Linked DNA regions of Homo sapiens: region 2 is linked to region 1. The links are chromatin loops, found by intact Hi-C in ENCODE. Cell type or tissue: mesothelial cell of epicardium. All regions are shown on one strand. Each heading gives the region's core, and the rest is flanking DNA. Links, peaks and the distances in the headings are about the cores only. Region 1 has its middle 5.0 kb from the start of LINC02151. Region 2 has its middle 63 kb from the start of LINC02703.

Region 1 (2,901 bases), core at 185-2,684:
CTCTTTCCACGAGGCAGGGTGGTGCAGTGGTTAAAACCCAGGCTCTGGAGCTGGTACTCCTGGGCTTGCCTCTTCCCATGAACCAATTCGCTAACTTCTCTGAGATGGTCTCCCCAGGAGTGGGAGTAAGAATCATAGAGATGGTGTGTGTTTTGCCCTGACCTGGTGCACACCTCATAGTGGGTATTTGATGAGTGATGGCAGTCATTGTCATTACACAGAGATGACAAAGACAGGAGGTCCTCTTTTGTCCAGAAAGAGAGAAAAGCAAAAATGCAAAGCTAAGCGGTGTGGCCTCTCACTCATAGGCGATGGTGGGTTTGCAAGTCTTCTTTTGCCTCCTGGACCATCCCCTGTGCGCTTAGTCAACACACAACTCAGCCAGGGTGGGGCCCTGAACACAAGGAGGGCATTGTGTGGCCCATGGGAGGTTTGAACCCACAGCCTTCACTTTGTTAAAACCATAGCACGTGGAGCTTGAGGGCAGCACCAGATGCCATCCACCCCCACCCTCTCCCTGACTGTGAGGTGCCCATGGGGATATCTGGGACAGAGGATGCCCCACTGGCCTCCCGCTACCCCGCTCCAGCTTCCCTGGGTGGGAGCTCCCTTCTGTTCCCTCCCTAGGAGCATCATCCATGGCCATCCCCATGGAAACTGCCAGGGACCCTGTGGGGGAAGAAGAGAAAGATGAGGAGGGAGAATAATCAAGAATTATTTGTTTGGGGAAAGAGAAAAAGGAATGGCAAGGGAGAGTGGGAGGGAGGAAAGAGAGGAAGGCGAGGAGAAACAGAGGGGAGAGAGAAAGAGGAGAGAGAGAGAGAAAGAGGGAGAGAGAGGAGAGTCTTTTCTTTGGGGAAAAATGGAAATTTAATCAGATCAGTTTTTATAGTGCAAATAGAAAATCAGTTTTAATAAAGCCAAAAGGAAATGCAAAACAGCCGCTTGAGATGGAGATTGTGTTAAACAGACAGCTCTTTAGGAGTAGCCGAGTCTGTGATGTTTATTGTGCACAGACAGAGCAAGGAGGGGGATTTCTGGCTGAATTTCAAATAGGCATCTGATTTGGCTTTGGGGGTGGGGAAGAGCCTCTCCTCGCCCCTCCTCTCCACCCATAGGCCCATCTGTCCAGGGAAGGAAGGCTCCCAAAGTGAGAGGAGGAGAGAAGGGGACAGTGGTACCACAGGGCACATCTCCCTGACCTGGAGCAAGAGCAGCCGCCTTCCTCATCCTATGGGGTGTTGCCCCCAGCACCCCCTTGTCATGATCCCAGGACTTCCGGCCGGTCTTGCCCACTCCCTCCTACCCAAAGACAGGACTCTGCCCTCCATGGACACACCACTGTTTTTAGCTTCTGATTCTTAATTATAGTTCTGGCCCAGCTCTTGGCTTTATTGCTTTCATTTATTATAAAAAGACCAGTGTCTGTTTTTTGAAACGGCTATCTGGTCAAATCACAGTTGATAAGCAACACTGAGCTGTCTTTTTAAGACAGGCCAAATTTATCACACTTTAAAAAAAAAAAAGCAAGCCTTCGATGGCCTATTAGAAAACTTCCCCACCTTTTCCCAGAGTGACATTTTAGTAAAAGGCTTTATTTTCCTCCTCAGCTTTCACAAAGCTATCGCCTTGAAAGGGAGAGAGAGAGAGGGAGGGAGAGCGAGAGAGAGCAAGACACAGAGTACTTTTGAGGTTCCATAAAATATATGGAGAGGGCATGGAAGATAACAGGATCTGCCCTAATGGGGCTGTTAGCTTAGGAGGAAAAGAGGGGGCCGCTGGCGTGTGTTTGTCAGCTGTTATTTTTGTAATTAGAAGAGAAACTGCACTTTACATTTCAGAAACACAGCTATTTGAGGCTGCAAAGAAGATACGGGGGCCTGGGCCAGAAAGATAGGTTGGGAGGAGCAGGGGCTGGGGGAGAACAGGCAGGACCGGGCTGGTGGCTCCTGAGGTTAATGAGCTCATCTGTCACTTTTGAGGCTGGCTCAAAACTAGACAGGAACCCTGCAGGTCCCCTTCAAGAGGCTCCCCAGTCCTGGCTGGGCAGCTGATGCCACCCTGTATTCCAGGAAGGGGGTGGAGTCAAGCTGTGGGCCCGCCAAGCTGCTGGGGGCCGGGTAGCAGGGTCTTCTTGTGGCTGTGGAAGCCTCTGACCATCTGCTGGGAATGGGACAGGAACTGGGGCGAGGCCATTTCATGGGCTCAGCTAGAAGCAAATTTTCAGCCCTTGCTCTTGTAGGTTTGACTTTAGAAAGAAGGGGGGGCGTCTAAGAAACGAGGGTAGTGCTGCCCCTCCTAGAGTGGGTGGCGGTGTCCGCAGAGCAGAGCCTGTGTCTAATTCATCTGCAGACACACAGCGCCCAGGGTAGTAGAGTGTTGTGAGGACATTGGCTGGTGGAAACTGGAGGTGGCGGGAGGCTCCTCCCCCTGGCCACCCACGACCCGCACTTCTGCCCCTACTCCTTTCATCGGCTGCAAATACTATTCATTCCTCCTTTGCGTCTTCCTTTCATGCTTTCCATCCCCAGCAATATTTCCCTTCACTTCTTTCTGAACAAGATAGGTTTAATTGTTAAACAGCTCCTTCCTTTTTCTCCCCGCTGAGATCTGGGTTTCAGAGGAGTATTGTGGACAGTGGCCTCCTGCCTGCTCTGCCCACGCCCTTCTCTGTCCTAGGGTGGACACCCACAGCCTGGTGCCACTTGAGATCTCCTTCCTCTCCCTGATGCTGAGCGTCGGATTCAGCAACAATGGGGCACCTGACATCTGGCCACTTTGGGACCCAGAGAAAGCTGGATTTGCAGGAACTTGAACCACAATAATTGAGGGCCTGGTGGTGTAGTGGAAAGGGCTGGGGCTGATCTAGAAACCCAGCACTACCATCAGCTGGTTGAGCTT
Region 2 (2,901 bases), core at 320-2,819, 520 kb after region 1:
CCTCGATAGGCTGGGAAGCCCAGCAGCAACTGAAGAGGCCTTTCCCTGTCCCTTGTACCATCAATTGACTGAACTATAGATTTGCCCTGGCTTCTTATAGGGACTTAGGGAGAAAAAGCAGTAGTTCTCGGTTTACCTGTATATGACTCTCATACAATTTCAGCTCTTGGGAAGGTTTTGTGGGATCCATTATTTTCTCCCCAGCCAGCTGAATTACAAACCCATCTCCTTTAGGACAAAGGGGTCCCAGCAAGAGAGTGTGGATGACCCAGCACACGCTCAAGTTCATCACTAACACACAGCCAACACACAGCCATGGGATGCAAGTAACATCTATCTGAGAAGGGTCAGCATGTTCCCTGGAGTCTGGCCTCAGGTCCTGCAAAGGGAAGGGTTTGGGAATGGACTTTGGAACAGCCAGATCTCCCCACTCAGTGCAAATGAGAGAAAAAGGGGTGGAACATCTTGCTCTTCCTGGGAACTTTCTGAATTGAAGCACACAGCCTGGAATGTTCCCCTAGAGCGGTGCTGAGGTCCTAAAGAAATGCATGGGTCCTACTGACTGTGTGCTAGCCCCTCTCCTTGGTTTTTCTGGACTGGGGGCCCACCCTGTCCCCTTGTGCTAGGTTCTGAGTACATCTCCTTCTAAGCTTTGTTACCCTGACATCTGCATTCTGGCTCACCACTGCAGACTAACATGGCCAACAGAAATGAGGCACACTCTTGAAGAGTTATGATTCTTTCTTTGTGTAAGCTGCTTTGAGATCAAGCAGAGAATCACACATAGACCTGGTTTGTGAGTGTCTCACACTCTGAAAGCCTCAGGCTCTGAATCCTAATCCCTTTCCTTTCCACCCTCTTGTTTCCCTGGAATCCTGGGGAGTAAACAGGTAGCTGCCTGTTATACTGTCCCCTCGGGCCTGCTCCCCCTGGGGAACCCCAGCTCTGCCATACCCCAAGCCTCAAGCTCTCTTCTGAGGGTTTCTTATGCATGGGTCTCTGTGCCAAACCCACGCCAGGCCTAACCTATCCTCTCACGATAGCTACGGAACCAGGAGGAGGCCTCAGACCCCAGGGTAGCCAATTTCCAGCCTGCCAGTGGTCTGTGTGGTGGTCAGGCTTTTAAACCTTCCCAGTGAGTGGTGGCCAGTCCCAGATGGTGACTAGCCACATCTGTTGTACTCTCCCTCAGAAGTCTGAATGTAAGAGGTACAGAGATTTGGCTGCTGAGCTCCTTGGTGATGGTAGAAGCCAGAGAAGCAAACGCTGAGAGTTGCCAGGCTCTTCTGTGGAGGGATTCTAGGTCAGGGGCAAGGCCTGCTGCTGGGGGCATGATCTGCTGACCTTGTCTCAAAAGCTGGTTGGCCCCTGAGCGGCTCCCAGGCCTGTCTTTTCATCAGGCTGCATTCCTGTGTTCTTGCAACAATCTCAGCAGCCTGAGTATATTTATTTTTTCTTGAACCTAAAACTCACACAGAAAGCATCGTTGAGAAACCTGGATTTAGAAGGAAGAGCAAAAACAACTCATCAGAGCTTTCTTGGGCTCTCGCCAGTCTACTACTTTTTTGTGCCCCCTATGACATAATCTGGAGCCTGTCTGAGCAACCCATCTGGGTCAGGTTGAGGGGTGCCTCTGGCCCTGCCTTGAAAGCAATGATCTGTGGGAGGTTTGGAGGACAGCAGGGGAAGAGGCCTTGCCCCTGCTGTTGTGTAGCAGCTCCAGGAGAGGTCAGAGAAGGCCAGTAGGGTGGGAAGGGCTCCAATCCAAGAAGATGTCCCTTTCCCCTTCTCCAGCCACTCCAAGCAGAGGAAGGGGAGAGGTGGGAGAGCAAAGTGAGGATGGTGAGAGTTGTGGTGTGGGCTGGGGGCGAGTGTGGTGGATGGGAGAAGGGAATAGGATTGCAACGTCCCCAGGTCTCTGGCTCTTGGCTTGGGCCCAGTCAGACAGTGGGGAGATGCATTGAGTGGGTGCTCAATGTCTGGGCTGTTCTTCTTGCCTCTAATTTTGGCTTCTAGTCTGATGTCCTCACTTCACCCTCTCTGCAGCCAGAGCTGAGTCTCCCACTCCCCTGGGAAGAAAGGAGCTTTGTCTGCCCAGAAGTCTAGCATGCACAGCAAATGGAGAGGCAGGAGTTCTGCAGCCCACCTCTTTCAGGAAGCTTTCTCTGCTTAATTGTAACAGCACGCTCTTTATTCTAAGTTGTACCACCAGGGAATGTGAGTTGGACTGCCCGACCAGGAGGACAGGAGCCCTGTCAGACTTGCTTAGTGACTATCCTGAATGCTTAACACAATGTTTAGTCCAGGGAAGGGACTCACTAAATACTCAAGGAAGGAAGAAAGGAAGAAATAGTTTCTTTTTTAAAGCCAAAGCGTTTTTATTTTAAATAAAATAATACACAACTTCCAGTACGTACAGGTAGATAGCAATGAACTGTGATGAAGGGATGGGAGAGGGTCCATGACTCTGCATCTGGGCTCCCTTTGTTTCCCTGCAACTGTCTCTAAGGAATCTCTGCATCCTTTGAAATTCAGAGCCAACCCCACCCATTTTCCAAATAAAGAAACTGAGGTACCCAAAGGAAAAGTGGCCTGTCTAAGCCAGAACAGGCACCCAGGCTATTGTATATGTGCTCTGTGGAGACAATGAGTTCACACATGGTAGGTGCAGGAAGCGTTGGATGAATGAAGCATTGGAGGGAGGCGGCAGGAGAGGGGGAGTTGTTGATTCCCAGGCTGTGTGGGCCTGGAAAGAGTCATGAGCAACACCCGTGAGGAAGGATGCTGCACCAGAATCAAATGTATTGTATTTAAATATTCCCCAAGTCATTTTGTGTATTTAAGTCTTAATTCATCTCCTCTAAATCTCTCCAGCTACATTAATGTGATGACTTTGACAGA

The links. A loop is a pair of places that touch in the nucleus more often than their neighbours do. Peaks named below come from ENCODE experiments on the same cell type or tissue, not always from the same donor. Only the 100,000 strongest peaks of a DNase experiment are listed, where the experiment ranks them.
Region 2: it touches region 1 in a loop (33-fold over the local background); 1 of 110 quality-filtered maps calls a loop at or near these places.

The regions. Positions count from the first base shown.
Region 1 is chr11:116,504,220-116,507,120 of GRCh38, reverse strand. No RefSeq gene overlaps it. Among named protein-coding and RNA genes, the nearest start is that of LINC02151, 5.0 kb to the right of the region's middle. RefSeq lists enhancers at 1-489, 1,580-2,129. In mesothelial cell of epicardium, for the core only: no CTCF peak of the experiment used is centred there; DNase peaks (open chromatin) are centred at 1,260, 1,627 and 2,104.
Region 2 is chr11:115,981,094-115,983,994 of GRCh38, reverse strand. No RefSeq gene overlaps it. Among named protein-coding and RNA genes, the nearest start is that of LINC02703, 63 kb to the right of the region's middle. In mesothelial cell of epicardium, for the core only: no CTCF peak of the experiment used is centred there; no DNase peak of the experiment used is centred there.